Regions from separate parts of the Homo sapiens genome. Here region 1 is linked to region 2. A link is a loop called in an ENCODE intact Hi-C map of the cell type or tissue named here. Cell type or tissue: MCF 10A. All regions are shown on one strand. Links, peaks and the distances in the headings refer to the core of each region. The heading gives the core; the rest is flanking DNA. Region 1 has its middle 110 kb from the start of SLC36A4. Region 2 has its middle 26 kb from the start of LINC02746.

Region 1 (16,294 bases), core at 2,965-10,964, 150 kb after region 2:
TTTACACAGACTGTCACAGATAAGGGACACTAGCCCTATTTTATGTATGGGAAAACACGAGGCTAGCAATGATTAAGTAATGTGCCCAAGGTCACAGAGCTAGAAAATGGCAGAGCTGGGATATGAAGCAGTTCTCCTAACTTGAGCTGGTTCTTCTAACCACTATTCTGCATAGTCTCACCTCCCTTCACAGATTTCTGCCAGTGTCACCCAGCAACTTGTCTTCCTTTCCCTACCAGTGGCAGTTCTCCCCAGAAGCAGCAGCTTTTCCAACATTCACCGAGGCAGGCTTATTGTACTACACTTAGATCTCTAAGGGGTATGGGGTGTGCTACTCAGCTGATTGGGGCATTTCTGTACTTGGCAGAGAGACTCTAAGGACCTGAGACCCAGTCCTCTGACGAGGGGCCACCAACTATCTGGTGAAGTCTCTAAGTTATATCTTGTCAGAGTTCTTCTTCAAGCTTTTAGGTTTTAGTGATTTCAACCTCCTCCCTTCCCCCCCAGCCTCCCTGGCTCCCCGCCCAGGTAGGGGCTGCTTTCTGCATTTGCTACTTCTTGAAAACTTATTGTTCCCTTTTGATTTTTTAGTTACCTAGTTAGCATTTATTAATACCTAGATAACAATCCTTTATATTAAATTCTGTCTCTTATAAAATAACTGGCATGGTTTTTGTCTTTTGGCTGGCCCCTGACGAATATATATACTCTTTAGCACTTATGTAGGCTCATTGGTAACACCCTCAAAGGCAAAGGAGAGAACGGAACATATTTATTACATATAACTCAGGCAATTATTATATCTATTCAGAACTTTGAAAGTGTCTCCTAGGAACTGTGATGCTTATCAAGAATGTTAACATATCTGATCTTTTGCTTATGATGAAATTGTGGAGGAAAATAAAATACAGATTATGGTACAAGTGATGATGGAGATGATTTATCCTCTGATTGCAATTCTACTTTTCATGGCAGGGGTGCCTCTGAACATGCAGGCAACAAGCAAACAGAATGCATTGGAAAGACCAATAGAATCTGTATGAAATGAACCTTTAAAAAATGTACATTTAATATGGCACTAAAATGTTGGAAGGAAATTAAATTGAAATAGAAGAATGGGAGTTCCTTGGAGGAACTTTGGATCTGTACTCTAGGGGATTTCTTCCAGAAAAGAAATCAATAGGGAACAGAGTCTAGGATGATAAATCCCACTGGTCCATTTTGATTAACAGTCTTTTTTCTTCCAATTCATAGGATGTGAACAGTAATGAGTTTTAATCACAGGGCAAACACACTTCATGCTTGTAACCCCAGCATGGCAGTTTTAATATCTTTTCCAGGTACTGTTCTGATGAGTACATTCTGCCTTCAAAATGTCTGAGAGCTATCAGTCACATACTTCTTTTTGTAATAATCCCCCCTTTGATTCAAAAGGCTAATCTTATGTCCAAAACATCCTAAATTTTTGAGACATTTCTAGAATTCTCCCAAGAGTTTCTATAAGCTCCTTCCAGGGCTAGAAATCACATGCAACATAACTTGATTCTTACGAAGAGAGCCAGCTTCCTGATGCATAACCCAGTCCCTCTGACTTGAGTCACAGGATGTCTATGGCCCTGGCAGAGACTGTACTCCCATCAGGGGCTCCTTACTTCAGTAACCACTCAGACTCTCACAGAGATTCTGATTCTCTGAAAAATGACAGCTTCTAGGTGAATTAACCAAGGTTTCCCCATAAGATCTCTATACGCCTATAATATTTCTTCTTTTCCTGTAGATTGTGACATTCATTAGGTTTCAACATTTACAACTTCACAATTCTCAGGGCTATGTATAGGGTTCTATATTAAGAACTTTCAGAAGTCCATGCCAACTTGACATTTCTGCATAAATCCTAATAAGATATATAAAATAAGTACACACAAGTTGTGATCTAGTGGAAAGTACCTGGAATTATTACACTGATTCTACTACCAGTAAGCTCTGGAAATGGAAATGTGTGACAACACTGTTAATTGCACACCCAATATCCATTCTTTCTTTCCTTCTTCCTTACCAACACCCAATTCTGTTTGGGATGTCAAGTTACCCAGTTAAAAGTACTTTCTTCTCCAGGCTCCTTTGTCATTAGGAGTGGCCATGTGACTAAGTTACAGCTCATAAGAGACACAGGAATGTCGAGCTCTTGGAAAGCTTGTTAAAAAGCCCTACATTCTTTTTTTTTTTTTTTTTTTTTTTTTTTTTTTTTTTTTTTTGAGACAGAGTCTTGCCCTATCACCAGGCTGGAGTGCAGTGGCGCAATCTTGGCTCACTGCAACCTCCGCCTCCCGGGTTCGATTCCCCTGCCTCAGCCTCCTGAGTAGCTGGGACTACAGGCGTGCACCACCATGCCTGGCTAATTTTTTTTTATTTTAGTAGAGATGGGCTTTCACCATGTTGGCCAGGATGGTCTCGATCTCCTGACCTCCCGATCTGCCCACCTCGGCCTCCCAAGATGCTGAGATTACAGGCGTGAGCCACCGGGCCCCGCCAAAAATCCCTACATTCTTTTATCTTTCATGCTTTGCCCGGAACACAGACACATGCCTGCAGAAGAAGTATCCAGCTTTCAAAGGGGACAAGAAGCCACACACTAAGGATGGTGGAACAAAAGCAAAAAAGCCGAGATTCCTATTGTCATTATGAAGCTGCCTGACCCATTCTCTGCCCAGCTCCAGATCCCCTTTCATGTGAAAAAATGATAATAATTCTAAACCTTTTGGGGGGTGTGGGAATTAAGGGAGATGGGATAAGTTGTATTCCTGTTACATGCAACCAGAAGTGTTGGCCAAAATGATACAGGCTGGTTCTAATCACATCAAAGCAACTGGTCAACTCACTTTAGCCAAAACAAAACCAAGAAATCTTCAACTAAAGGGACAAAACAAATCTGTTGTGAGGCCATTGCATTAAGAAGTTACATGATGCCTTTTTATGTCCATCTTCGGCTGGCTGTGCTGTGGCCCAATGGCATGGGGATGGCTGGGAGTCAGGATCACAAGGGCTTAATTTTTCTTTCCTAGTTTTATCAGTGGATAAAAAGATGTAGCAGAGAGTACCATGCAATCATCAGCGGCTCGAAAAAGCCCCACTCCTCAAGACTTACACAGGCTTGCAAAACGACTTTCTTTCTGATGAGACTCCCTTTTTGCCTGGGCTTCCAGGAAGTTTACAACAAAACTGTATGCTAAATACATTAACCCTGCTATTTCTGAGAATGGTAGTGGTCTTTTTCCTACATCATCTTCTTTCTATTCTGATTTTATTTTTATTTTTGAAAGCCCTTTATTATGAGCTACTTTAAAATCCTTTTAAGATGTAGATGGAATATAAATACATATTTTCATACATATATAGTTTGGTTAAGATTACATAATAAGTTGAGATGGCTGCGGTCCTTTCTGAAGGACTAATTCAAAATAAAAGGAATTATTATTCTGTGGAACTTCTTTGTATGCCATCTATTCTTTCATGTTTGTAACTCAGGAGACAACCTTGCAAACTTCTCCAGAAGTGATGAAAGAGAGATGCTTGGATGGCTCCCTGCGGAGCTACAGAGTTGTGTGCTCCAAGGTTTTTGTGTGATTTTTCTAGAGAACAAATGTGCACCAGCATTAATAAATGGCATTTATTTTCCCAAGTCAGGAATGAATCAAATGCATTGCTGTTTTTGATGACCAAACTGTCAAATACCATTTCAAATACCTCTTGGTCCTCGTCTGTGTTTTCTCTTTTTAAATTCACTGTTTTATTCTTTGAAAATAAGACTATGAAAATTAGGCTTTGAAAATGTCCAAGGGCCTTGACATAGCCAACTGACTTTAAAAAAAACAAGATAGAGAAGTGAAAGGAAACATTTCTCCAGGAAACAAAAAAGAACTGAAAGCGAAAATTAAATCATCTCTATTTTCCTTCTGATAGAAAGTTAATGTTTTGGTTTTTCAGGAAGTATAATAATTGTAGGATCTATTTTTTTTTATTGCCAGCCACTGTGCTAGGAACTTTACATACACTGTCTTATTTAATCCCTATAACAACCCCATGAAGTATAAAAGAGAATAAAATAAGGCCTCTCTTTGAAGAAGAAAAATATGTGATCTAAAATAGCAATGTCCCATGAAGAAGGGAATCAGCTAAGTACTCCTGAAAGCACTTAGTTTATACAGATGCTATACTGTAAAGGCCAGGGCGGACAAAGTAGCTGAATCTAAAGCTAGAGATTTAGAATCCATTTGCTGACCCCAAGTAGGATTAAATTGGTTACGCTATCTTCTCTATCAATTTTTCCTGGCTGTGATGTTTTCCTCCTGGTCAAGGCAAACCAATGAAAACTCTCGTAATGTTCAATTGTTTTATTTTAAAAATCTGCCCTTATCTATGTTTGACTAGGCATCAAGGCTTGTAAAATATATTTTAATAATTGTAGGAAGTCACTAATAAGTTATATGTATTATCAATAGATATAACTGAACTTAAGATGAATTTATTGGGCTTTCTTTTCTCTCTCTCTCTGTACGTCTTTGTCTGTCTATCTCTATCTTTCTCTCTCATTCCCTACCTAAAGCTAAACTCATTCTTTAACACTATAACAAACTCAAAGTAATTCTGGTATTTTAGATAATAGTCATTTTGTCATCTTCCATCTGTACTAGTTCAAAATAAATATGCTAGGGCAATCTTCAAAACTCCGAAAGGACACAAAACTTTGTTTATTCTTAAACAGAATTAAAATCCCCCAGTGGAGGAAAGCAAGACCTAGAGAAGTCTGCAAATGTTACACAGCTAGTAGGTGTGTACTAGTGACAGAACAGAACTGCAATTCAAACCCGGGCCTACCTGATTTGAAAGCCTCTGTTTCTGGCTAAAAAAGGCAAAAATGTATATTTTGCAGGCTTTGTCACCTGCAAAATGAGATCATAGCAATAAATAATAATACCGAGAGCTAATCTTTATTATAAGACAGGACTGTTTAAATGATTTAAATGTGTTAACTCATTTAATTTTCATAACAACCACATGAGATAGACACTATTATTATAATCTCCATTATGCAGATAAAGTAAATGGGCACAAGACTGAGATTAAACTCCTTGTCCAAGGTCACAGAGTAAAGGGTGAGATTGCAGACAGTGTGGTTCTAAAGCCCATGCTTTAACCGCAATGTTATACAACTTACAACAATTAATAACATTCCTCTTTACAAGCAACAAGCAACTGGAAAATGCTACAACAGAGATAAAACTATAGTCTCAAGGAATTAATCTAAGAAAGAATTGACAAGATATCTATGGCAAAAATTCCTTGACAATAATTCTATTTAAAAATAAACTTAAAAAATGACTAAAATGAGAAATGTTTATGAATGCTATTTCTCAATGCTGTTGTAAAGATTGAATTAGTCAGTACATGTAAATGCATGTATGAATGAGTTACAAGAAATGCTCCATAATATTACCTATTATTATTTTTAAAATTAGACTCACCATTTACTGGTAGTATGACTTTGAACAAGGTCAAATTTTTCTCTCTGAGCTTTGATGTCCTCATCCATAAGAATCAGATTAATAACAAATGTTTGGAGGCTGCTATGGAAATTAGATGAGATGACAAGTAAAACCAAATCTTGCCGAGTGCCTGGTATGTGGCAGGGACTGCATTGAGGTTGACCGATTTCCTTCTTGAAAAATAGGACTATCTTATTTTTCTTTAGAAGCTGCTTATCTGGTGGTCCCCAGACTTGAAGATTTCAGGCACCAACAGTGTTTCTTCTTTGTCTATTAGTTTCTTAGGGCTGCCGTAGCAAAGCGCCACAAACTGGGTGGCTTAAGCAACAGACATCTATTGTCTCCCAGTTCTGTAGCCTGGAAGTGTGAAACTGATGTGTCAGCAGGGTTGGTTCCTTCTGAAGGCAGTGAGAGAGAATCTGTTCCATGCCTCTCTCCTAGTTTCCAATAGTCTCAGGCACTTTCTGGCCTGTAGATGGCAACCTCTCTGTGTCTTCACATAGCTTTCCTTCCCCGTGTGTCTCTCTATATCCAAATTGCCCCATTTTGTTAGAACACAGTCATGTTGGATAGGACCCACCCAAATAACCTCATTTTAGTTTGATTACCTCTGTGAAGGCCCTATTTCCATATAAGGTCATATTCTGAATTACTGAGAATCAGGACTTCAGCATCTTTTTGAGAGTGACACAACTCGACCTATAACAGTTTGGCTGCTTTTTTTTTTTTTTTTGAGAAATGATATATAGTTGCCAATTTTCTGTTTTGTTTTATGCCAATCCAAACCTTAAAAACAAAATAACTGCCATCTATTTATTCCATCATTTCATTTAAAACATTTTAGGCTAGGTGCGGTGGCTCACACTGTAATCTCAGAACTTTGGGAGGCCAAGGCAGAAGGATTGCTTAAGCCCAGGAGTTTGAAACTAGCCTGGACAACATAGCAAGACCCAGTATTTCTTTACTTTTCTTTCTTTTTTCTTTTTTCTTTTTTTTTTTTTTTTGAGACAAGGTCTCACTCCTGTTGCCCAGGCTAGAGTGCAGTGGTGCAATCACAGCTCACTGCAGCCTTGACCTCCCAGGCTCAGGTGATCCTCCCGCCTCAACCTTCTGTGTAGCTGGGACTACAGGCACACACCATTATACCCAGCTAATTTGGGGGGAATTTTTTAGTAGAGATGGGGTTTCACTATATTGCCCAGGCTGATCTCAAATTCCTGGGCTCAAGCGATCCACCCACTTTGGCCTCCCAAAGTGCTAGGATTACAGGCATGACCCACCACACACAGCCAAGACCCTATCTCTTCAAAAAAAAATTAGCTAGGTGCAGTAGCATGTGCCTATAGTCTCTGCTACTCAAGAGGTTGAGGCAGAGGATCACTTAAGGCCAGGAGCTTGAAGCTGCAGTGAGCTATGACTGTATCATCACATGCCTCCAGCCTAGACGACAAAGTGAGACCCCGTTTCTAAAAAAATAAAATAAAAGTTTTTAAAAGTAAGCATTTTTAATGCTTATTTTAAAACAACAACAACAGCAAAGCATTTCTTGACTGCCACTGCTCTAGGGTAGTTGCAAAAACCTCACTAAATTACTTTTGAATAATTTGTCTTACATGCTTATATCATGCTGTTCATGTATTAGAAACCCAAAAGCAAAATTCTCTTCTTACTTCCTTGCCAATGCATTTGTAATGTCAGTACACCCTGCTTGGTCCATTCCTTCCATGATTGTCAATTTTTTCTTCCAGTGAAGTAATTTCAGGTACTTCAAATTTATCACTTGGGAAATGTATTGGAAGGCTGAATTTCAGTTTATTCTCTGTGTTGTCTAAACTGCTGTGCAATTTCTAGGTCATCTCCACATCAGGAATTGAGGGCTTAATAGTTAGATTTTCTATACCAAAGAAAGCATTCATCACCTGTGCATCTCTTCCTACCCCCTTGCCTTTTCTCCTTCTCTCTCTGTACTTTATACTAGACTGTTATAGATGGATGTTTGTGTGTCCTGAAAACTAGTATGTTGAAATTCTAACCCTCCAGTGTGATAATGTGATGGTATTAGGAGGTGAAATCTTTAGGTGGTAATTAAGTAATAAGTGTGGAACCCTCATGAATGGAATTAGCGCCTTTATAAGAAGAGACACTAGAGCTTGCTCCCTCTCTCTCTCTCTCTTCCCTTTGCCACACAAGGGTACAATGACAAGACAGCTGTCTGTAAAGCAAAAAGTGGGCCCTCACCAGATCCGCCGCCACCTTGATCTTAGACTTCCCAGTCTCCAGAACTGTGAGAAATTAATGTTTGCTGCTTAAGCCATCAAGTCTAGGGTAATTTGTTGTAGTAGTCTGAACTAGTGGGCTTTGACACTCTCCAACAAACTCTCCAGCAAACAGCTATGTCATTTGACTATCATTTCAGGCTGACAGTTTTATAGACAAACATTGTTCACATCTTTCACCCTCAAAAATAAGTGACAGCTCCCTTCTCTCCCACTTTTTGTTCTTCTTTCTGCCAGTATCTATTTTTTGTTTATGCTCTATTTGAGTTTTCTTCACCCAGAGAAGACATCAGTTACTTGATACCATGAAGCAGCTGGTTTAAGAAATCTATTTACTGTCCTTTGATATTAGTGATATTGCTAGCTTTATGGTAGAAAATGTGTATTTTAATAGTTTCTGTAGCATTTAATTAAGAAATAAAGTGTAATGAGATGTGGTTTATGGGATTCATTAACTATGCTCTAGAGAGTCTAGTTGGTCCTCTGATATGTATTTTCACCTCACAGTATGCGTCCTTTTAATGAACTCCAGCCTTAGAAGATATTTGCCAAAAACCTATTTTTTTAAATTTAAGCATCTAATGAAATAGGATTTCATTAAATTATTATATTCTTGAAACAATGCCAACATTTTCTCCATCTGATCTCGTCACAGAATACAGGCATGCTTTGTATTCCAAAATAACTGAGATATTATAATGCTAGAAATGTTAAGCAGGCTTTGTGCTTTAGTGAACTTTGTGTCTCAGCTTGGTTTGAAAATTTAGGTCTGAATCTTAGCTTCAACGTATAAGGGTTTGATCATGGGAATTCATTTAGACTCTGAGTTTCAGTTATCTTACATATAAAAGGAAGATAAAAATACCCATCTTACAGAGCTGTAGTAAATATTATATTATGTACAAAAGTGAACTAAAAATGGATCACAGACCTAAATATAACAGCTAAAATTATAAAACTCTTAGGACTATATCAAAATTTTAAAATTTCATGTTTGTAGAAAACAGTACCATCAAGAAAGTGAAAAGACAACCCAGAGAATGGGAAAAAATAATTGCTAGCTAGTAAGTCTAATAAAGGACTCATATCTAGAATAAATAAAGAACCCTTGCAATTTGAGAAATAAAAACATATATCTACAAAAAGTTAGACACGAATGTTCATAGCAGCATTATTTATAATGGCTGAAAAGTAGAAACAAGGTAATTTCTATTAACTGATGAATAGAAAAACAAAATGTGGTATATCCATATTTTGGAATATTATTCAGCCACATAAAGGAATAAAGTACTGATATGTACCACAACATAGATGAATCTCAAAAACATTACGCTAAGTGAAAGAAGGCAGTCACAAAAGACCACCTGTGGTAAGATTCATTTTATATGAAATTTTTAAAAAAGGCAAATTTATAGAGAAAAAGTAGATGAGTGGTTGCCATGGGCTGGGCAGAGAAGGGGAGAGTAAATGAGAATGGGGAGTGACTACCTAGGAGTATAGGGTTCCTTTGTGAGGATGAAAATGTTCTAAAGTTAGATTGTGATTATGGTTGCACAACCCTGTGTGTGTATTTTTGTTTTTGTTTGTTTGTTTGTTTGTTTGTTTGTTTTTTGAGACAGAGTCTCACTCTGTCACCCCGGCTGGAGTGCAGTGGCGCAATCTCGGCTCACTACAACCTCTGCCTCCCAGGTTCAAGCAATTCTCCTGCCTCAGCCTCCCAAGTAGCTGGGATTACAGGCATCCATCACTATACCCGGCTAATTTTTTATATTTTTAGTAGAGGTGGGGTTTCACCATGTTGGCCAGGCTGGTCTGGAACTCCTGACCTCATGATTCACCCGCCTCAGCCTCTTAAAGTGCTGGGATTACAGGTGTGAGCCACCGCGCCTGGCCTGAATTGTACACTTTAAATCAGTGAACTTTATGGTATGTGAATTGTATCTCAATAAAGAAATTAAAAATAATTAAATTAGAGAGCATTTTTTAAAGTCCTAGCAGACCAAATATTTAGCAAGTTTTAAGTCCTTTCCCTCTGGGCTGTCAGAAAACATGTTGGCTTTGTTGACTTGTACTTTTTTTCTATTTCATTAATTTCTGTTCTTGTCATTATTTCCTTTCTTCTACTTTTTAAATATTTCATTTGCAGTTCCTTTATAACTTTTTTAGATGAATGCTGAGCTCATTAATTTGTAGCTTTTCATCTTCTCAAATACATGCACTTAAAAGCAAACACTATTCTTTGAGCATGCTTTTACTATATTCCAATGTTTCGATACGTACAATTTTTATTATGCATTTCAAAATTTGACACCTTAAAAATTTAGAAATATATTAAAAATATAAAAGAACTATCTAGTTATATTTTATTAATGATTTCTAGCTTAATTAAATTGTTGTAAAAAGTATGCTGTGTGATTCCCACTCTTTGAGGTTTGTGGCAGCTTGCTTTACAACTCATTAGAAAGTCTATCTACAGCTGTCATGGTGCAATGTTCTAGATATGTTCATTATGTTAAGTTTATCATGTTCTTTAAATCTTCCATAGCCTTAATGATTGGTGTCTGTTCTATCTGTTAATGAGAGAGGTATGCTAAGTTTCCCACTGTAATTATTAATTTGTCAGCTCCTCTTTGTAGTTCAGTCAATGTTTGCTTTATACATTTAGAAGCCATGTTATTTCATCCACGTAAATTTAGAATTGCTATATTATCCTGGTGAGTTGAACCTTCTGTCATTATGAAGTGCCTCTTTCATCTCTAATAATGCCTTCAGCCATAAAATCTATTTTGTCTGATACTGGTATAGCCACGTCTTTTTCTATTCTTTTACATTCAACCTTCTGTGTCTATATATTTGATGTGTGTCATTTGTAAGCAGCATGTGCTTGGATTCTGGTTTTTTTTTAATGTCTAAAATTTTTTGGCCCTCTAATTGATCAATTAAGGTAGTTGCATTAAAAATAATTACTGATACACATGGATTTATATGTATTCAGTATTTATTTGTACATACATGTGTATGTACTTCCTGTTTGCCCTCCCTATTCTATGTTCCTTTCTTTTTCTTTTTTGCCTTTTTTGGGGGGATTGATTAGTTCTTATAATTTCTGTTGTTTTTCTGTGTTCATTTGAAAGTGATAGGCTCTTTTACTAGTCTCTACAATATGAATTCTTGAATTACTAAAATCAAATATGAATTGATATTTTTACCCTTTTCCTTAATAAAGCAAGGAGCTTAACATAACTTTACTCTCTCAACTTTTATGCTTCTGCTGAAGTATAAAATTATACTTCATATTAAAATTCTATATTAAAATTCTCTCTCTTCCTCCTCCTTCTCTGCCTCCTCCTTTTTCTTCCTCCCTTCTTCCTTTTTTCCCTCTCTTTCTGCCTTCCTCTCTACTAACATATGGATCTATGTCACAATATATTATTATTATTGTTGTCTCGTAAAAGCACTATTCATGTAGATTTACTGATATATTTGCCTTTTTTCACTGTTCATTTTTTATTCCAGTATCCATAAGCTTCTTTCAGGGATAATATTCCTTTTGCCTGAGGAACAGCCTTTAAAGTCTATTGCTGATTAATTCTCTCAATTGTGTATATCTTAAATGTCTTTTGTTTCACTTCCATTCTTGGAGGAAATTTTTGTTAGGTATGAAAATCCAGGCTGACAGTTATTTTCTTTCTGCAAAATCTCCCTATTTTGACTTTGAATTGTTTTTCTTGAAAAGGCAACTTTCAGTCTAATAGTTGATCCTTTAAAGGTGACCTTTTTTACTTCTAATTTTGGATTTTCTACTTGTCTTGGAATTTTGCCAGTTTCATTTTGAGGTGTCTTTTTATTTACCATACTTGAGTTTGTGGAACTTATTTTTATCTGTGAATTGAAGTCACTCATCTGTTTGGGAGATTCACAGCCATTATCATTTCAAATATTGCATCTGTCCTGTGGGGTTTTTTTCTCATTTATCCTTCTGGAAATTTATTTAAGCATATAGTAGTATACCTTCTCACTGTCTCTGCTGTGTCTCTTATCCTTTGTTTTGTATTGTTCATCCTTTTCTATTTTCATATTTTACTCTGTATAATTTCTTCTGAACTGTCTTCTAGTTCTTTAATTTTCTATTCAGCTGTGTCTAATCTATTGTCAAACATAACCACTGAATTTTCAATCTTTCTTACCATAAAGTACAGAAATTTAATTTAGTGTTTTTATAATATTTTTAGTTCTAGAATTTTGATTTAATTTTTCTTATATTTCAATTATTTAATAACATTTTCAGCCTTTCTTTTTCTCCCTTTCTTCACACACACACACACACACACACACACACACACACGCATAAATAAATCAGGTTCCTTTTTAAATCCTTGTTGGCTAACTCAGATATTTTGACCATTTGTGGACCTGTTTCTCTTGGTTTTTAGACATAGGACCCTATCTTTGACCTGCCTAATAATTTTTTTTTTATTGCCAGACATGGTATATATAACTGTGTTGAAGCTTCAGAACCTTCTCTAGAAAGGATTTATCCCTCCACTGGGCACATGGAGAGGTTGTTTATCACTTTAATCCAATTAGGAACACCTGCCTTTGGCTTTCTAGGCTTTTCAGCTAACAGCTTTGGGTATTTTTAGCAATTTTATAAGACAAGGTTAGAGTTGGAGTGGTCTCCTTATCTTACAAAATTGCTGAAAAACTATCCTCTATATTTCAAAAGTTTTCCCACTTAAGTTTGTAGGCTTCTACTACATGTATCCCTAGTATTCAGCAAATGTCTTGAAGGAAAAACTAGTATGTGCTTGAGGACATCTCTCTGCTGGTTTCTTTCTTTCCTTGCAACAACCCTCACGAATTGCACATCAAATGCTCAGAATTAACACATGCCTCTAGGATAAAAGTGGCTGCAGAAGCCGCCTCAGCTAAGGTTTTTCCTTCAGCTAAGGTTTTTCCTTCCTGCAGTCTGAGTCCCACTAATTCTCATAGTCTCAGCAGCTTTCCACTGCCTTGAAGAGATGTTTTTTAAATTATACCCAAGTTTTCTAGGTAGGAATTGTTCTAGGTGGGAGTGCTGGTCTGCTGCCAGTTATTTCATCCTACCCAAAAGCAGAAGTCCTTTCAAAATGTTTATGTCACTTTTTGTAGTTTCCAAGCTTTTGGTTGAAACTTTCAAACTTGCTTTTTATCTTCATAAATGTAATAAGCATAATTTATTTTAAAATTTGTGTCAAATAATTCTAGCGTTTGGAGCCTCTGCCAGTCTATCAGTATTATCTATTGTTTCTATTGATGATTGTTCTTGTTATCTCATGTTTGAGAATAGCTGGTTATCATTGCTTATGTATCAGACATAAAATTTGAAAAAAATATATTTTGAATAATATTTTAATGCCTACAATGACTTTACCTTCCTCCAGAGATAATTTTTGTTTGTGTTTTCTGAAAACATGCCAAGTGACACTAGTAATCAAGATCACCTTAACAGCTTCATGGATTAGGAGATCCTTGATCAACCAGTTGATTTTGATCTGATTGTCAGTCTCTACAAGGGTCGTTTTTCTTCTAATTTACCCTTAGACTTGTGGAATTTTTCTAACTGGATTTAGAAATCAAGACAAACGTTTTTCAGCAAAGCAAATGATAACATATAAAACCCCAAAGCTATCAGTAGCTGTATTTCCTGCTATGTGGGAAAAAAACAGAAAATGAGATTGACATGAAGTCAGAAACAGAAATAATAATAATAATAATAATAATAGCTAATACTTATATAAGGCTTGCTCTGTAATTGTCTGTTTTAAGCAGTATTTACATCAACTCATTTATTCTCACCACAACCTTGAGACAAATAGAGTTAAGTCCTGTTGTCGTTTGAGTCCCTGGCTTCAGTTCTTCCTAATACTCAGCCAAAACACTGCCGTTCTTGCGACAGACAGAGTGACTGAAATGTGAGGTTTCTCACCTTGCAGCCTGTGTTTGCTCAGATTTTATAAGCTGCCTCAGGAAAGACCTGCCTTTTTCCAGCTCCAGGTCTTAGGGCTGCCAGGTCTGTCTTTTTCATAAATAATGGCATCGCATGGCTTGACAACTTTTTCATTTCTATTCATCAGACTAGCTGTTACTGACTGACAGAAACTGCTGCAAACCTTTTCCCATGTAGACTGCACAAAATATATTTTTTGAACAAACAGTACAGATCCCTACAATGCCCCCCAAAATGTATTTTATAATTTATAGTTATTACACATAAAATATTATATTAACCATAAATGAAATTACAGAGAAAAAATCCCTCACAATTCCATTACCTTAAGAGTTCTTACATTTTCTTTGTAATTCTTAGCCATATTTTTAAAGAACATGGTTGCCATCACTCCTAGATACATTATTAAGTGCATTTAATAATTCATTAGTATTTATCAGGGTATTGATTAGAAGCCCCCAGAAAAAATAATGGGTTAGACATAGGTATTGTTCATTATATAAGGGTAGATTAGAGCAAGGGGTAGGTGCAGCTTGCAATAGAACTAAAAATTACTGAGTACTATGGTTTGAACATCCCCTCTAAAACTCATGTTGAAATTTAATTGCCAATGTAAGGATATTGGGACGTGGGACCTATAAGAGTTCATAAGGTCAAGAAGTCATAATGCCATTACCTCTGGAGTGGGTTAATTATCTCAAGGGTGGGTTTCTGATAAAAGGATGTAGTTCAGCCCCTGTTTCTCTGTCTCACACACTCACTTGCCCTTGTACCAAGCCATGATGGGGCACAGAGGCCCTCATCAGATGCCGGCACCATGCTCTTGGACTTCCCAGTCTCCAGAACCATGAGCCAACTAAATCTCTTTCTTTAGAAATTATCCACTATGTGGTATTCTGTTATAGCAGCAGAAAACAGACTAAACTGAATCTTAACTGTTTTTAAGGAGCCTTCTTTATTTTACCTGATAGGATCTTTAATCTGGAGCCCTGTAGGGTCAGATTTGTAACATACTCATATGACCTTTGTTATTCACTACTACATTTCCTATTGTTTTTCTGGAGCAAAGCAGGATGTAAATGATTGTCTTATTTAATTATTTCTATTTAATAAAATAATTATTCCCATTTAGAAACTAACACTCAGAAGATTACATGATTCACACTCATTATAAATGGTAAAGCTGACATTTGAGTCCTGGAGTAAAAGACAAAAATAACACTGTTTAATCACTATCACTTCCTTGGCCCCTGTAGCAGACTCCTTTGGAGTACCCCATGTAAGTTTGCCAGGAATAAGAAATAAAAATATAGACCATGTAGCAAAATTTGAGTTTCAGGTAAATAAGAAATTAGTTTTGGGTATATGTATGCCTCAAATATTGGATACCTTCCCCACATATCCATACTAAAGAAATGGGCCTAAGTGGCCACTCCTAACACCTCCCTTCTCCCCCTTCTCTCTTGCACTCGCTCTCTCTCTCTCTCTCCTAACTTAAAGGCACAGAAAGTATACTCAGAGGGCTTTAGCATTGGAGCTGTAAAGTCTTGTCAAGCTGAAATCAAAACCAGTACCATGGTATGCCAAGCCACATGCATGCAGAATGTATGGGACAGTAGAGAAAACTGCTTGCAGAGAGGAGACTGGAGCAAAGTGCAGGAATGACCCAAAGCAGAAAAAGAAGCTGCATGACAGCTTCCCCTGCCCCAGAAAGCACAGCCATACATGCTACAATGAGGTCCAGAAGATTATCCTGTATCTCTACTGACTTGACAGAGTTCTTCCTTATAGTACCTCCTCCAGGCATTAGTGGGAGGTCATGGCTGGTGGCATAGTTGAACTTTCTGGCTGCGTTTGGAGAGGCAGGCCCATTCACTGGCTTTGTGGTGACATGCAGTGGGCACTGTGCTTATGTGGGCAGCATGTAATCAATGCATCAGTTCCCTTCCTGCTCACCCTGCTAGGAACTTCATGTCCAAGTGACTCAGACCTTAAGACCAGATTCTTCAGACAGACAGAGAGGAGGACTAAGGGGTCAGGAAGATTTCTGGAACATCCCTAGAGGTAATCTCTTAAGAAGCCATTTTTTGATCCATCTCTACTGGTCCAATCATCACACACACACACATACACACACACACACACACACATGCCTGTATGTGCTCCAATCATTCTTTCCTCTCCTTTCCATCACATTTATTATCATACCTGCTCCCCAGCTCCTCTTTGAAACTCAGGTATAATGTGTTAAATCATTCTCCAGGTATGGAGTGGCTCAAAGCAGAGAAGTGAACTCTGCAGGGTAGAGGCCTAAGCTTCTCTAAAGGATGCCTTCCCCAAGGTCGAGACTTTCTTTTCCAAAGTCAGGATATTGCCAGACACAGCATCATCACTTTCTGACTGCTGAGAACTTCTTATGAGCTTCTTTGCTCCAAAGCAGCAGAATCTCAAGTTCTTTGATGTCTGCCTTGGGAATGCAAATTAGT
Region 2 (16,294 bases), core at 5,155-13,154:
CTCTACCTTGCATGTCCAAGCTGCACACACAGCTTCACCCACCACTCCATGGACATGCCTCAGGCCTAAAGGCACTCATTCTAATGGCATCATCCACCTTCCTGAGAATAGGCCCAGGTAAGAGGCACATAGAGACCATGGACGTGGGTCCTGGGCCTTTGGGGTAGAAATTTTAGAGTCCTGGGCACTTAGAAGGAGGATGTAGCCTTGGGTGGACAATTCCCCTTGGACCTATAGACTTTTTACCTCACACAGCTGGAGGAGGGCAGGAGCAGGATTCAGGCAAAGGCCTCCTTGTTTGGATCTAAGGGCATCATCATTTAGTAAGCCCCTCTGTGTGCACGCACTGTCCTCAAAACTGGAGATACCATGGTGAGAAGATAGACGTGGTATAGAGCTTATAAGATGGAAAAACATTCACCAACCCTTGATATAAACAATACATTCTAATTGTGATGACACCATGAAAAAGAAATCCAAGGTGGTGTGAGCTTGTGGAGAGAGACAGCTCTAATCTCATCTGGGGTTGCACATGCTTTCCTGGGAAAGCTACATAAGCTGAGACCTGGAGGAGACAGAAGGTAAAGAGGGTGTGAGGGAGCCTTCTAAGCACAGGGAGCATCACGTGCAAAGGTACTGCAGTGGAAAGGACCCAAAGAAAGTTAATACTTCTGGAGTGAATAGAAAGACTGGGCTGGGCGCGGTGGCTCACGCCTGTAATCCCAGCACTTTGGGAGGCCAAGGCGGGCGGATCACAAGGTCAGGAGATTGAGACCATCCTGGCAAACACGGTGAAACCCCGTCTCCACTAAAAAATACAAAAAAAATAGCCAGGCGTGGTGGCAGGCACCTGTAGTCCCAGCTACTGGGGAGGCTGAGGCAGGAGAACGGCGTGAACCTGGGAGGCGTAGCTTGCAGTGAGCCGAGATCACGCTACTGCACCCCAGCCTGGGCGACGGAGAGAGACTCGTCTCAAAAAAAAGAAAGAAAGACTGACAGGGTATAGAATATGACTAGGGATGAAGGAAAGGGTAAGATACTTCAGGGTGGGATGGGGATTTTGTTTTGTAAGGACTTTGGTATTTATCTAGGAGCAATGGGAAGGCATTTAAAGATTTTAATCAGGGGTGTAATCTGATGAGATCTGAATTTTTAAAGGTTCTCTTTGCCTGCAGCTTAGAGAAGGGACTGGGGAGAAAGGGCACAGGAGTGGACATCATGAGTCCAGTTGGGAGACTAATGCAAACACAGTGGTGGCTTAGAAAGGATGTGGAGAGAAATGGTGGATGAATAAAACCATTCATTTAGTGCAGAGCTAAATGAATGTGGAGGTGAAGTGCGGGGAAGTATCGCAGATAAACTTCCAAGTGTCTGGCTTAGCACTGGGTGGCTTGTGGGGCATGTTTGGTGGGGACAAGATAGGCTGTGTTTGAGGTGATGGTGAGAAAGCCAAATGGAAACAATGACAGGGAGCTCGGAGAAGATGCCTGGGTTGGACTTGGCAATGAGTAGAAGGCGACTGGCATCACGGGAGGAGATGGGGTCACATAAGCAACGTCTCACTGCAGGACTCTCACCTCAGGGAGAAGAGACCAGGGGCGGCTGAGCCCTCAGGAGTTCCACAATTTCCTGTTGGACTCAATGACTTCCATCATCCTGGTCCAAGCCGCAGTCCTCCCTGTTCCCACGTGGCAGTCAGACTGATCCTTATAGAAAACATGTCAGATGAGCTTAAAACCTTCTCCTCAGCCTAAAACCCTCCAGCAGCCCCCAGTCACTCAGGAGAAAAGCCAGAAACCTCACAGAGGAGCATAAGGCCTTGCAGAATTCAGCACATACACTACTTCCCCCGTTAACTCTCTGACATGATTGTCAAGTGCTCACCCTCTCATCCCTGCACCAGGGCGTTTGCACTGATGTTCCCTCTGCCTGAAATGCTTTTCCCTCTCGTGTTACATGGCTCACTTCCTTAGCTCCATGTGACCTTTTCAGGTTCCTGCTAAACAGTGAGCTTCATGAGGACAAGAGTTTTTCTCTCTCCCTTCATTGCTATTTTCTAGCACCTAGAAAAGTGACTAACACATACTCTGTCTTCAACAAAAATTTGTTGGATGAAAAAAATGAATGAAAAAATTTTAAAAAGTCTGTGTGAGACAAAGTAGCAAACTTAAGAAGCCAAATTTGCTCATTTCTGCTTAAACTTCTGACTCTGTGACACCATGCAGCTCTCTGAAAGATAGTTTGAGGACAAAACAGGAGATAGCACATGGCCCCCATGTCTCTTGCCTGAGTCAACATAATTCCTTAAAAGGATAAATGATCCTGGCCCTTGGCTTTTCTTACACATAAGATGTCTGACCGGGTTAGTGATCATACTTTTACAATCTATAACCAAAAGTACTTTAGTAATCTATGACCAGATGTACTCTTACACTGAAGCCTTGATTTGATTCTGCTATAATACAACTTCTGAGCCAGTTTGATGTGATTTTGCATGTACTGAACCTCCACCACCTGTATCTAAACAGTGGGCTGAAGCCCTGTGTCACAGCGGTCTGACAGAACCTCTGACAGAGCAGAAGGGCTGTTCCTGGGCTGTCGGCCTCTGTCTATAATCCTCAGGAAGCCTTCTGAATAAAACTAACTTTAATTATTTAAAAGTTTTGCCAGGCGTGGTGGCTCATGCCTGTAATCCCAGCACTTTGGGAGTCCAAGGCAGGCGGATCACCTTAAGTCAGGAGTTCGAGACCAGCCTGGCCAACATAGTGAAACCCTGTCTCTACTAAAAATACAAAAATTAGCTGGGTGTGGTGGTGTGTGTTTGTAATCCCAGCTACTCAGGAGGCTCAGGCAGGAGAATCGCTTGAACCCGGGAGGAGGAGGTTGCAATGAGCCGAGATGGTGCCACTGCATTCCAGCCTGGGCCAGAGAGTGAGACTCTGTTAAGAAAAAAAAAAAAAAAAAGGCTGGGCGCGGTGGCTCACGCCTGTAATCCCAGCACTTTGGGAGCCTGAGGAGGGTGGATCACGAGGTCAGGAGATCGAGATCAACCTGGCTAACACGGTGAAACCCCGTCTCTACTAAAAATAAAAAAAAATTAGCCGGGCTTGGTGGCGGGTGCCTGCAGTCCCAGCTACTCAGGAGGCTGAGGCAGGACAATGGTGTGAACTCAGGAGGCGGAGCTTGCAGTGAGCTGAGATCGCACCACTGCACTCCAGCCTGGGCAACAGAGCGAGACTCCGTCTCAAAAAAAAAAAAAAAAAAAAAAAAGCTGCAACTGTTACTATAGGGGGGAAGCTCTTCTCCAGTTCAAGCTGGTTGAGACCACTGATCCTTCAACTGGGCCTGTGCAGGTGACCAAAGAATGACCTTTCAATGTCAGAGAGCCAAAAACTCCACCCTCAGATCATGCTAACACTGCCATTTTCTGCACACATGTCATGTGATGAACTGTGTAGCTCAATTATGCTTGCAGAAATCCCAACAACCTCACCTTTCCTACCCGCCAATCATCTTTTCCAACTCTTTAGACCATCCTGCTTTCTTTCTCATAAGCATCTCCAAGCTCTATTTTTGGGGAGGCCTGCTGGAGATTTGTTCTTCTGCTTCCTTGCATTACAGTGTTGTGAATACAATTTTTCCTCTTAGGCAGAAATCCATCATCACAGTGATTGGATTGCTGTGTGATGGCAGAATGAACCTGGTCACTAACAAAAGAGGTAAAGAAGTAGCTAAAGGGGGATATGAGATCAAGGAGGGTTTTTATTAGGTTTTTAAGAGGGAGAGGTGGAAACTTGCCCAAATGCTTATTGGAAGGAGCCAGGAGAGTCTGAGATACAGATTTACGAGAGAACAGATAAAATTAATATAGTGTAAGCTCCTCAAGAAGGCAGGCTGAGACCCAGACATTGCCTAGGAAGAGAGCCTCTCTTCTCCAGGAACAGGACAGATTGAGGGGTTGACACAGTAGAAGGTGAGTCTGTGGAAGCAATGAGCATTTCCTATGATAGCTTCTGTTTTCTCTGTGTAGTAGGAAGGGGGTCATGGGCTTGGAGAAAGCAAGGGAGGAGGGAAGCTTGGAGGTTTGCAGGCAAAGGAGAAGACTTGAAATTTTGGACACAGGCCCACGATCAATTGGCTAATAGAATGAGTGACATCAGACACTAAACACTGGGCCTATCTGTGAAGTGTGATGGAGGCCATAAATTCCATTTCAGTGCATCTCTGAGCCTGCTCAGTAGACACCATGAACAAAGCTCACTCTCTCAAGTTGAAAAAACTTATGGACAAGTTGTCACTGAAATTAAATGGTGGTAGATGTGTCCAAGGAATACTGTGGGGATTCAGTCATTTTATGAATCTTATGATAGATGAATGTGTGAAGATGGCAATTAGTGGGCAACAGAACAATATTAGAACAGTGGAAATAGGAGGAAACAGTATCATCACGTTAAAAGCCTTGGAACAAGTCTAAATAATGGCTATCCAGCAGAGGAATTCATGTCCCCTCTCCAAAGGGTCTGTTCTCTATGATGTAAAAATTAGATCGTGTACATTTTCATATTAAACTTTTTATTAAATAAACTTTTGTAATAGTCAAAAAAGTTGGACACAGAATGACAGAGGGTAGGTGGTAGTGTTAAATAGGTGGGTGTGATATTGCTATGTACTAAGAAATATACAATTTTATTTTCATCCTCCCCTAAAACCCTTGGAATCATTCCTAAAATCCTTGGAGTCTCCAAAGGGATAAATGTCTCTTTGCATGCAAATAAAATTATTTTTGGCTACGGTGTCCTATAGTGTCTGCGAGTGGGGGTTGGTTGGCAGGGAAACCAACCATGTGATTAGAAGGTTGGAACTTTCAGCCCCCTGTCTCCAGGGAGGGTAAAAAAACTGAAGGTTGAGTTGATCACCAGTGGCCAATTATTTAATCAATCGGCACTACATAAATGAAGCCTCCATAAAAACTCAGAAGGACAGATTCTGAGAGCTTCCAGGTTGCTGAACACATGGAGATACCTGGAGCATGGTGCATCCTGGGAGGGTATGGAAGATCTGTAGCCTTCCCACATACCTCTTATGTACCTCTTCATCTGGCAGTTCATCTACATCCTCCATAACTTTATTTATTTATTTATTTATTTATTTGTTTATTTATTTTTATTTATTTATTTTTGAGACGGAGTCTGACCCTGTCGCCCTGGCTGGAGTGCAGTGGCGCGATCTTGACTCACAGCAGGCTCTGCCTCCCAGGTTCACGCCATTCTCCTGCCTCAGCCCCCGGAGTAGCTGGACTACAGGTGCCCGCCACCACGCCCGGCTAATTTTTTTGTATTTTTAGTAGAGACGGGGTTTCGCCGTATTAGCCAGGATGGTCTCCATCTCCTGACCTCGTGATCCACCTGCCTCGGCCTCCCAAAGTGCTGGGATTACAGGCGTGAGCCACCATGTCTTGCCCATGCTCCATAACTTTGTAACAAACTGGTAAACATAAGTATTTCTCTGAGTTCTGTGAGCTATTCTAGCAAATGGTTAAACCCAAGGAGGAGGTCATGGGAACCGTTGATTTATGGCTAGTTGCTCAGAAGTACAGGTAACAACCTTGTGCTTGCAATTGGTATCTGAAGTTGGGGGCCATCTCGTGGGGCTGAGCCCGTTAGTGGTGGGGTCTGTGCTAACTCTCAGAATTAAATTGTAAGACACCCAGTTAATGCCTACAGAGGATTGGAGAATTGTTGATGTGAAAAACCCACACATCTGGTGTCAAAAGTGAAGTAACTGAGTAAAGAAAAACAGTTTGTTTTTCCCTTTTGAGTGGGGGAGGATGCATGGTGGGGCCCAAATGAGGAAGCCTCTGGTTATTAAATAGAATAGATCAAACAAATATAGCTTGTAGGTCAAGGGGTCTAAGAGCCATAGACCTCAATTTCCTTATTATTTGGAGAAAATAATTATGAGACGAAGTAGCAAACATCTGCCTCTGGCCAGTCTCACAGCCAGCCCTTGCAGTGAAGAAGCCATGCCTCAGGTTTTCATGTCTCTTACCTGAATCACTGTGTTTTTTAGAAAAGATAAGCTCAATGATCTCAGCCCTTGCCTTTTCTTGTACGTAACGTCTGACAGTATTAATGATTTTCCCTCTGCAATCTATAATCAGATGTGCTCTCACACCCAGGCTTTGATGAGATTTTGCTTTAATGTAACTTCTGAGCACATGTAGAACCTCCACCATCTAATACGTAAGTTATGGGTTCATACACTGCTTTGGAGCAGTCTAACCAAAACTGAAAGATTCACCTGGATTGCCATCTGAGGGAAGACTCAGTGAAACTAACTTTAATTCTGTAAAAGCCTAGGTTTCTCTTTCATTGACACAATCTGTGATCTCTCACAGTTTTTACATTTTACAACTCTGCTGGGCCCATATAGTATCAGGATAATGTTGGCTTCTTCTAACATCTTAAGGTAACTGAGAAGGTTGCTTCATCTCCGACAGAAATTCCATTAGAGTCACGGGGCACAGAGGTTTTTTTCTATTCTCCGACCTCTCCAGGAAGCAATAATGCATTATTTCATGAACTAGAAGTAAGTAACCTGAGAATCTCTGCTATTCATATTTGGCATCACTGTGTGGGCATTGACCTCTATGTGTGTGCCCGAGTGATTCAAGGCTTGCAGTGGAAGATAAACTACTATAGGACGTGCAACCCCCACTCCTGTGTGGGGCATGGTGAAAAAGACCACTGGTTCTGGAATCAGGGAATCTGGGTTCAAATACTAGATCTTCCACTTGGGGAAGAGAAGTCATGTTGATGGAGGAGAACCTCTCTAAGCCTCTGGTTTCCTAACCAAAGAGGCCAATGATAAGGCCAGCCAACTGTGCACAGGTACTTACTGGAATACTCAACATTCTGAGCCAGCAGCTATTGTGAGTGTGTCTTATAGTAACTCATTTTATCTTCGCAACTTTCTAAGAAGGTACTATTTTCATCCTTATTTAACAGGTAAAAGAAACTGAGACACAAAGATGTTAAGTGATTTGCCCAAGGACACCCAGTTAGTGAGAGTCAAGCCTGTCTGACTTGGGTTGGTGTTCTCACCCACTCACAGCAGCTGCTCCAGGCACTAGTGAGATGTGCCACTTACTGAAGCCTGCACACCTTATGTGTGTTTAGTTATCACAATAACCCACAGCGTCATTATGACACCTCTTTCATGAATAAGGCTGTGGAAGCTCACAAAAGTTACTCCATTTGCCCAAGACCAACAGAGCCACTCTGGCAAAGCCAAGATTAACTGGCTTCCAGATCTGCTCTCTTCCTATGAAAATAAGGTAACACATGGAAAATGCTTGGTAACTTGTAAAACTCTGTATTGACAATGGTATTACCATTCTCAGTGGTCCTTACTCTCTCTAGAGCTCACAACTTTGTGTTGCTTTTACAGATAAGAAAATTGAGTTCCAGGGCAGTAAGTTAATTTGCTAGCATTCCACAGACAGAGTTGGGTTTGGAACCAGGTCTGTGCTTCTCAAAATGGAGGCTCTTAGGCCCAGGGGTAATGGATAAGGTGTTCTGCATAAAGGTGGTGTATCCTTCTACAGAATTTATTTTATTCAGATATTTGGGTAAAAATATCATTTTTATGTTAAGCATAGTGATATATTAGTGCCTCAGAATGCAACACTCATATTGGTTTTTATAGTAAAATATGAGACTTCAATTCTGCTTTTCCTCCTGCAGCATAGGACTATCTCCTCAGGTCCCTGAGATATGGATTAGCCCCTTTGGTCAGGAGGGGTACTTGGGCGGATGTTGGAGAAGCTTCTGCTACACTGGGCAGCCTCTCGCTGTGCCATGTGCCTCTGCTCCCCTCACCCACAGAGGATGCTTCTAGATGAATCCTGCCTGAACTCAGGGAGGCAGAAAAGACAGTCTCATAAGAAGTCTGTGAGTCCCTGAGAGTACTTTGCTTTTTAACCAAAAGATATAATTACTTCTCTTTACCTGATTCATTCGCCAGTTGATGAAATTGATGTATTAAAATATGTTCGCTCACTAGGTTTCTAACTTTCCCAAAATGCTTCCAGACAGACAGCTTTGTGCCCACAGCTGTGAGTGTCTTGACATTTATCTCTAGCTGGGACGCTGGGATCTAGTCTAGAGTCTGTTGTGTCTTCTTCTGTGACCTCAGGCCGGGCACATTACCTCAGTGGGCTTCAGTAACCTCACTTACAGGGGACAGGAGTTGGAGAATCACTAAGATTTCTTTCCATTTGGGCAGGTTTTGGGACCCAGGGGTTAAGTAAAGACAAGAACATGAGGTTCAGTAGCTGGGAATGTAAGTTCCCTGAGAGCAAGGCCTTTTTTGTTCATTGCCTGAAACAATGCAGGACATACAGTAGACAGTGAGTTACTATTTGTTAAATGAAATGAATAAATCTCCTCAACTTCTTGCCTGGCAGAATCAGTAAATACAAAGGAGGGGACATCCAGACAGATGACCTGAACAGAGTGGGCAGCTGGCTCACCTTTGCTCCACTCCACTCAATGCTAGCCCAGAGCCTGGCATAGGTGGCTGCTCATGGATTGAGCTTTTAAACAGCACTGAGGGTGTTCGGCAGGCAGGAGTAGGGGTGGTCTCAGTGGATTGTGGTCATTAACAGTCCTTAAGCTCCAAGAGGCCAAGGGCAAGATGAGGGAACAACATGACACTTATAGCTTCTGGCTGTGTTTGTACTGGTGGAGGTGACTATTGCTACCTGACTTAGATGTGAATAAAACTGCGGAGGATAAGGGATGAGAGGTGGAAGTGTTTTCTTATTTGTGTGTGTTGTTTTAGCCCCCTAGAGACATTGTTTTGCATTTGTAGTGTAAGCAAAGGCTCCGGAGAGCTGGTGAAAGATGCTTCCTTCCCTTCTCTCCTACCCCGACATCACTGAATGTATTTTCCCTTCTCTACCACTGGGAGTCGCAAGTGCCCACAATAATGCTCCGTTTCTTTTTAATAAAACAAACGGGAAGTATCTTTTTTGTGAAGATTTGTCCTTCACTGATGCACTGCCCTTTGGTTGATGAATATTCAGAAAAGGGGTAAGGGCAGGGGATATTGTGAAGGGTAGAACAGAGGAATAATACGGGGCAAAGCTTGGAGTCTGTTTCCAAAGAGCAAAAGAACGGATCTCCTCCCCAGGTAAGCTGTCACCTCCCAACTGTGGTGGGCATAAGTACATGGTAAAGCAAGTGTGGGGTGGGAGAACGGGATGCCCGGTGTCAACCACATCCCCTACATCTCCAGGTTAAATAGTCTCCCAAGGTGACGCCATCAGGCAGTCAAAGTCAAAAACCATGAGTTTAGGATGAGGCCATATTTTAAAGGTCCATCACTTTAAAGAAAAACATTGAGTTAGAAAAGATTTAAGAAGCCCATGTACATGGCCAAAACAGCGAGTGGCTGAAGCTTGGAAAACGTTATTTTACTGGACCTTTCTTCTCCACTGGGCTGCAAACCTCAGTGTTCATAAGCTTTGCATTCCCAATGCCTGGTGTAGCTCCCGGGCCACTGTAGACTTACAGTAAGCCCTGGAAGGAAGAAGAGAGAATGAGGAAGGAAGGGAAGAGGTAAGGAAGGAAAGAATGGAAGGTGTGCGTAGTAAGAAGGTAAATGTGGCAGATGGCCCCAATGACTCCTGCCCTCTGGTGTTCATGCCTTTGCGTGATCCCTCCGCCGGGAGGTATGGGCTGGACCTAGTGACTGCCGCCCAATAGAGACTACTTCAATAGTGATGGTATCTTACTTACCAGCTTGCAAAAAGGCTGTCACTTCTGTCTTCAGCACCTTTCTCACTCTCTTACTCTTTTGTTTTGAAGAAAGCCAGCTGTCAAGTTGTGAGCTGCCAACAACCAGGTGAGTGAGCTTGGAAGCTTGGAAGAGGGTTTTCCCCCATGTGTCTTGGGATGGCCGCAGCCCCATCCAACATCTTGATTACAGCCTTGTGAGAAACCCTGAGCCAGAGACATCAGCTAACCACACTCAGATTCTGGCCCCACAGAAACTGTGAGATAGTAAGTGTTTCTTCTTTTCAGATGCTAATTTTATGATGACAGTCTTAGGCAGCAATAGGTACCTAATACAGATTTTGGTACCTAGAAGTGATATCTAGAAATGTAGGAGTGTAGGCAGTGGATGGAACCTGGAAGGGTTTTGAAGAGAGGGTTAGAGAAAGCCTAAATTGCCACAGACTTTTTATAGAAATCTGGGTTTTGAAATCACTGCTCTTAATTATTATAACTTCCATGCATCTCAAAAAATGCAGATACTCTGCACATAGAGAAAAAACTTTAGGCAAATACTTGTGTTCCTCTTTAGCTATTGCGGGATCTGGCCAGCAGCCCGCAATGCAATGGGGCTCTCTCTTTGTTCCCAGGCAGATCAGCAGGTTGAGAAATAATAGACACACACAAGATAGTGAAAGCTGGGTCCAGGGGGGGTCACTGCCTTCTGGTCCCACGGTGCCAACGATGCACTGGATATGCCAGCATTTATTATTAAGTTTAGTGAGGAGGGGGTAGGTTAGTGAGGGATTTAGGGTCATTTGATTATGAGGTGAGATGGTCACATGGGGATGAAGTAATTCTTTAACATAACATTTGTATGTAGAAGTACAGTACATTTGTATGTAGAAGTACAGTATACAGAGATAAGAATTTACAATATAGTGTGTGCATCAGTAATTTCTAACAGAGGCTTAAAACAGAAACACAATCTTTCCATAACCTATGATTAGCAAGATATTAATCAGCAGTAACAGTTGCAACAAAAGCTGGTTACAAACAATCCATAGAAACAGGACATGAAGCTAGACAACCGGTTAGACCAGAAATTCTCAGAAGGGAGTATGCCTTAACCCTCAAGAGGCCTAGAAGAGCCGTGGCAAGATGAGGGCATTTATAGCCCTATCTTATCCATATGGACAGGCACCCCCCATGCATCCGTTTATAGGCTCTCCACAAAGGTCGCATTCCATTCCTAGAGCTATGAACATCTGCTTTTCTGGGATAGGAATCTTGATGATGTGAAACCTCCCTGACTGCACGTCCATTCATAGGCTCTCTGCAGGGGGAAGCACATCACATGCTGTTGGCTCATTCTGGCAGTCCAACCTGGCATTGTCTTTACACAATCCTGCATGCAATTTTTTATTTACAATAATCAGGAGCATTTCATCTTTTATTCCATAGCAATAGTTTCAGGGGGTCTCCCTACATCTCCCCCTTTTCTCTGATTTAAATGAACCATAGCAATCATAGCTTGGTGCTGATCACAATTGGATTGAAGAATATTTTTTCCAATTTTACACATGAACAATAAACCAATAGCACAAATTATATACAAAACAAAATTAACGATAGTGGATCCTCCCAAAGATTTTACCTATTGAATGGGGTTGAGATTAGATAATCCCTCAGAGATACCACCTAAAACTTCAGCACCAGGTAAAGCAGTTAAGTGTGCTTGTGAGGCCTCAAAAATCTGTTCTTTTAGCTTGCTTATGTCTAAACTTAAATTATCTTCACTTCCTTGTAAATGACAGTTTACTGATTCCCTATTGTAAACAGACTCATTTTATTGAAACGGAGTTGTACAAAAATTAGAAGTATTCCAATCACATTGCATTTGTAATCTATGTTCTAAACTCATAATTTTATCTCCCATCCATGTAACAGTTTGTCTTAGGTCATTAATTTGGTTAGCCAATTTTTTATCAATACCTGACTGAGAATTCCATATCTGAGTAGAATTTTTTTGCCATTTATCCACAAAATGAACAGTTTGAATAGATTGATGTAATGCAACTCCAGCAGTAGCAGCAGTCGCAGTTACAGCAATCAAGCCCATTATTATTGCAATTAATGTAAAAATAAATCATTTACTCCTTTTAAGAATTTTCTGTAGAATATTGTTAATAACATGGATAGAGGGGGAAGATTCCCAAGGCCCATGTAAGGCTACAGGGAGCCAAATACCTTCTCTGGCTCTGACTATTAAAATACTATGATATTGATTAAAGGATGAGTCAATACAAATACACAAGTAACAATTAACACAGGTAATTATGTTGGTTTCTGAACTATCATGCATCTTTCCTACTAATAACGTATATGGTAGTTTAACACAACTTTTAAGTGATATAGTTTTGTTGGACTCCATATAGATAGTATATATATTTTGAGGTGACAAGGTGGATTTACTTATAACACTTTCTCCAGCCCAAACTCTCATACCAGTCATAGCTATTGTTAATCTCCATAATTCTGAATGTTCAGGTTCTAAGTGCAGAACAATGAGCCTTGGCTTTGGAGGGGCAACCCCTGCCCCTTTCCACTTAAGAGGAAAAAAGGAGTTAAATCTACGATATAACAGGGGAGGGTTGTCACTACTTTTTTGATAAGTAATATCATAGAGAAAATGTTGACAATCTTTGTGACCTTGAGAGCAATCATTAGTAATATGACCTTTGGGAGCCCAGTCAACAATGGTGTACTGAGAAGAATTAAATAACACAGTTCCTTCTGAGCTAACACAATCTTTCCATATTAATTTGTCAGCATTTGAAGACAAGTTGAGAGATCATGCAGGTCCTAAAGGCTTATATTGGGTTGTGTGAATATATTCAGTGATTTCTGTTTTGATCTGCCTTAGAGGTTTTAATGAGAGCCCTGATACCAAGTGTCCCAAAGGAGGGACAGAGTGACCAGATGGTAGTGTGACCGCCCAAGTTTGAATATCTAATGAGAGACATCCATTAGTGGGTCCCAGGCACAAAGGTGGACACCTAAAACCTAAAGTGATATTGAAAGGGATTCCTTCTTCTGAAGGTTGGGCAGGACAACGATCATCTACAGAACCAGGCATCCAAATACTATCATTAACATAGACCTCGATAGGAGCGTCCATCTATGTCATGGCTCGAATAAGAGGAGGAAAAGGAATATAGGCCCAATGTGTATAGTTTTTAACAGTCTGTGGGGCAACAGAGGGTAGAAGGATCAGTGTCATCAGGAGGAGGCAGAGGTTGAGCCAGACCTGGATCTCTGGAGACAAGTTGTTCAGGAAGGCTGACTGGATTGTCTGTTGTAAAGGAGTTAGCGTGGTCATTTTCTTCTTTTTGACGATTGGATGTGTTAGTTGTTTCTTGCTGTGGTGCTTTTTCAGCAAATTTCTCTGTCTCGTTGTTGTATGCATTTTCAGGACACAATTTCATGTGTCTAGCAGGAATCCAAACAGGAGATTGATGTTCACCTGGGGAAACACAAGCATAACCTCTTCCCCACGTTAAAATAGAATTTTTTGACCATATATTAGATTGAACATCTTTCCACCATACTTCTCTTCCTTGGTTTACTGTAGGACGGTTACCAGAGAAATGTTTTTCTGGCATTAGTATAAGTGAGTTGATGAAATTGTTCTGCATCTGTAATGGCTAGAGAAACTAGAGTATCAACTTTATGATTACCACTGGATAAAGGTCCAGGCAAATTAGTATGAGAACGAATGTGAGTGAAGAAAAAAGAGTGGTTTCGGTTTTTTGTAACAAAGACAGTTTTTTGTAACAAAGAGAAAAAGGAAAACAGATTAGTGTCAGTAATATTTTTGATGGTAGCTGTTTCTATTGCCTTAGTGGCATGCACTACATATGCTGAGTCAGAGAAAATATTAAGAGACTGATCAAAATCCTGTAATGCAGAGATAACAGCAAACAACTCAGCTTTTTGAGCAGAATTGTATGGAGTAGAAATGACTTTATCTTTTGGTCCTACATACCCTGCCTTTCCATTACTGGATCCATCACTAAAAATGGTAATGGCTGTCTCTAGTGGTGATGAACGAGTAAGTTTTGGTAGAATCCAGGAAGTATTTCTTAGAAATTGAAAGAATTTTGACTTAGGCAAATGATCATCAATAGTGCCAATGAAGTCAGCCAGATTAGTCTGCCAGCACAAGGATGTAGAAAAGGCATTTTTAACTTCATTTTTTGACAAAGGGACTACAATAATGTTTGGATCAAAGCTGGAAACTTTAGTGATATGTTGACATCCTAACCCAATCAAAGTGGCTATTTGATCAAGATATATTGAAAGAGTTTTAAAGGCTGAATTAGGAAGAAATACCCATTCAACTAGAGAATCATTTTGTACTATAAGTCCCGTAGGAGAGTGGATGGAAGGAAAAACTAAAAATTGTAAAGTCAAATTTGGGTCAATATGAGAGACTTGTGCCTCTCTCACTCTTTGTTTTACAAAAGACAACTCTTGTTTTGCTGGCTCAGATAGAGAGCAAGGACTGTTTAAATCTGTATCTCCTGATAAAGTGGCAAATAGATGAAATAATGCATAAGTAGGGATGCCTAGGGTTGGTCTGAGATAATTGATGTCACCTCGTAATGTTTGAAAATCATTTAAGGTGTTTAAATTGTCAGTATGAAGTTGGACTTTTTGGGGCTTAATGGAGTGAGCTTCTAGCTGCATTCCTAAGTACAGAAAAGGAGTGGCTTGTTGAATTTTATCAGGAGCAATGTGGAGTCCTGCATTGGCATCAGCTAATTTTAAAGAGGTAAAACATTGAATTAATTCATCTTTAGTGGAGGCAGCAATTAGTATATCATCCATATAATGAAGAATGTAATTATTTTTAAAAGTCTGTTGGATAGGTTGTAACACAGTACCGACAAACAACTGACAAATAGTAGGACTGTTAATCATTCCTTGAGGTAAAACTTTCCATTGATATCTAGCTGCGGGAGCTGAATTGTTAATGGAAGGTATAGTGAAAGCAAATTTTTCACAGTCTGACTTGTCTAAAGGAATATGGAAAAAGCAGTCTTTAAGGTCAATGATAATTAAAGGCCATTCCTTAGGAATCATGGAGGGGGAGGGCATACCGGGTTGTAACACCCCCATAGGTTTAATAACTGCATTAGCAGCTCTTAAGTCTGTTACCATCCTCCATTTTCCTGACTTTTTTTGTACAACAAACACAGGAGAGTTCCATGAAGACAATGAGGGCTCAGTAGTGTTTGCTTGTAGTAAATCATTAACAATTTCAATTAAAGCCTCCAACTTGTGTTTGGACAGTGGCCACTGCTCTACCTAAACAGGTGACTCACGCATCCATTGTGCAGGGACAGAGGAAGAGAAGGAGAGTGAGGGCGCTGGGATGCGGACTGAGGGGAAGCAGGGTTCCAAGCCTCTGAAAGAAGGGGTCCCGGAGCATCAAAAGAAACAGTGGGCTTAGAAAAGGGGAGAGGTCCAAAAGGACAAGAGGAACGAGAAACAGACCATTCAGAAGAATGCCGCATGTCCTCCTCTGGCAGAGGGGGCAACAGCTTAGTAGAAGAAGAGTTAACATATACAGTTTCCATGATAGGAGGCGGAGGGAGGGGATCATCACCAGGTTCCTCCTCTTGGGGAGAAAACAAGGAGAGATCGAATTCTTCTTCATCATCAGAAAGAGGACTAGTAGGGGGGTCAGCTACCCGAGGTAAAGGGAGCAGTTCACCATCTGCATTAACTTCTGGCAGTTGAAGAGGACCACCAGACTGAAAAGGAAGTAAAGCAACACAAATGAGAGCCCAGTCAGTACAAACAGAAATAGGAAGTAAAACACCATTCTCTCTTGAGTTGGCAGAGTGTGGCACCAACTCGATCCCAGTCTAACAGGTCCATAGAACCTTTGTCAGGAAACCAAGGACAATGTTTTTCAATAGTCTGAAATAAGAGAATAAAGTTATTGGAATCAGCCTTGATTCCACCCTGTTTAAGAAGAAGTTTAATAAAAGACAGATAAGGCTGGTGTTTAAACTGTGATTGTCCCATAATAAGCCTGGAATATTACTGGTCAACAAACCTGAGAAGAGGGGAGAGTCGGAAAAACCATACCCGGAGACCTTACCGTTGAGACTGAAGACTAGTCATCACAAACTGCACTCAGAGTGCACTGCGCCGAGGAACAAAGAAGGCCATGTTGGGTGCCAGATATTGCGGGATCTGGCCAGCAGCCCGCAATGCAATGGGGCTCTCTCTTTGTTCCCAGGCAGATCAGCAGGTTGAGAAATAATAGACACACACAAGATAGTGAAAGCTGGGTCCAGGGGGTCACCGCCTTCTGGTCCCGCAGTGCCAACAATGCACTGGTTATGTCCAGCATGTATTATTAAGTTTAGTGAGGAGGGGGTAGGTTAGTGAGGGATTTAGGGTCATTTGATTATGAGGTGAGATGGTCACATGGGGAT

The links. Hi-C counts contacts between places; a loop is a spot of excess contacts. Peaks named below come from ENCODE experiments on the same cell type or tissue, not always from the same donor. Only the 100,000 strongest peaks of a DNase experiment are listed, where the experiment ranks them.
Region 1: it touches region 2 in a loop (11-fold over the local background); 2 of 110 quality-filtered maps call a loop at or near these places.

What each region holds. Positions count from the first base shown.
Region 1 is chr11:93,083,693-93,099,986 of GRCh38, forward strand. No RefSeq gene overlaps it. Among named protein-coding and RNA genes, the nearest start is that of SLC36A4, 110 kb to the right of the region's middle. In MCF 10A, for the core only: no CTCF peak of the experiment used is centred there; a DNase peak (open chromatin) is centred at 5,979.
Region 2 is chr11:92,933,197-92,949,490 of GRCh38, forward strand. It overlaps the pseudogene SNRPGP16. Among named protein-coding and RNA genes, the nearest start is that of LINC02746, 26 kb to the left of the region's middle. In MCF 10A, for the core only: a CTCF peak has its summit at 8,956; a DNase peak (open chromatin) is centred at 8,985.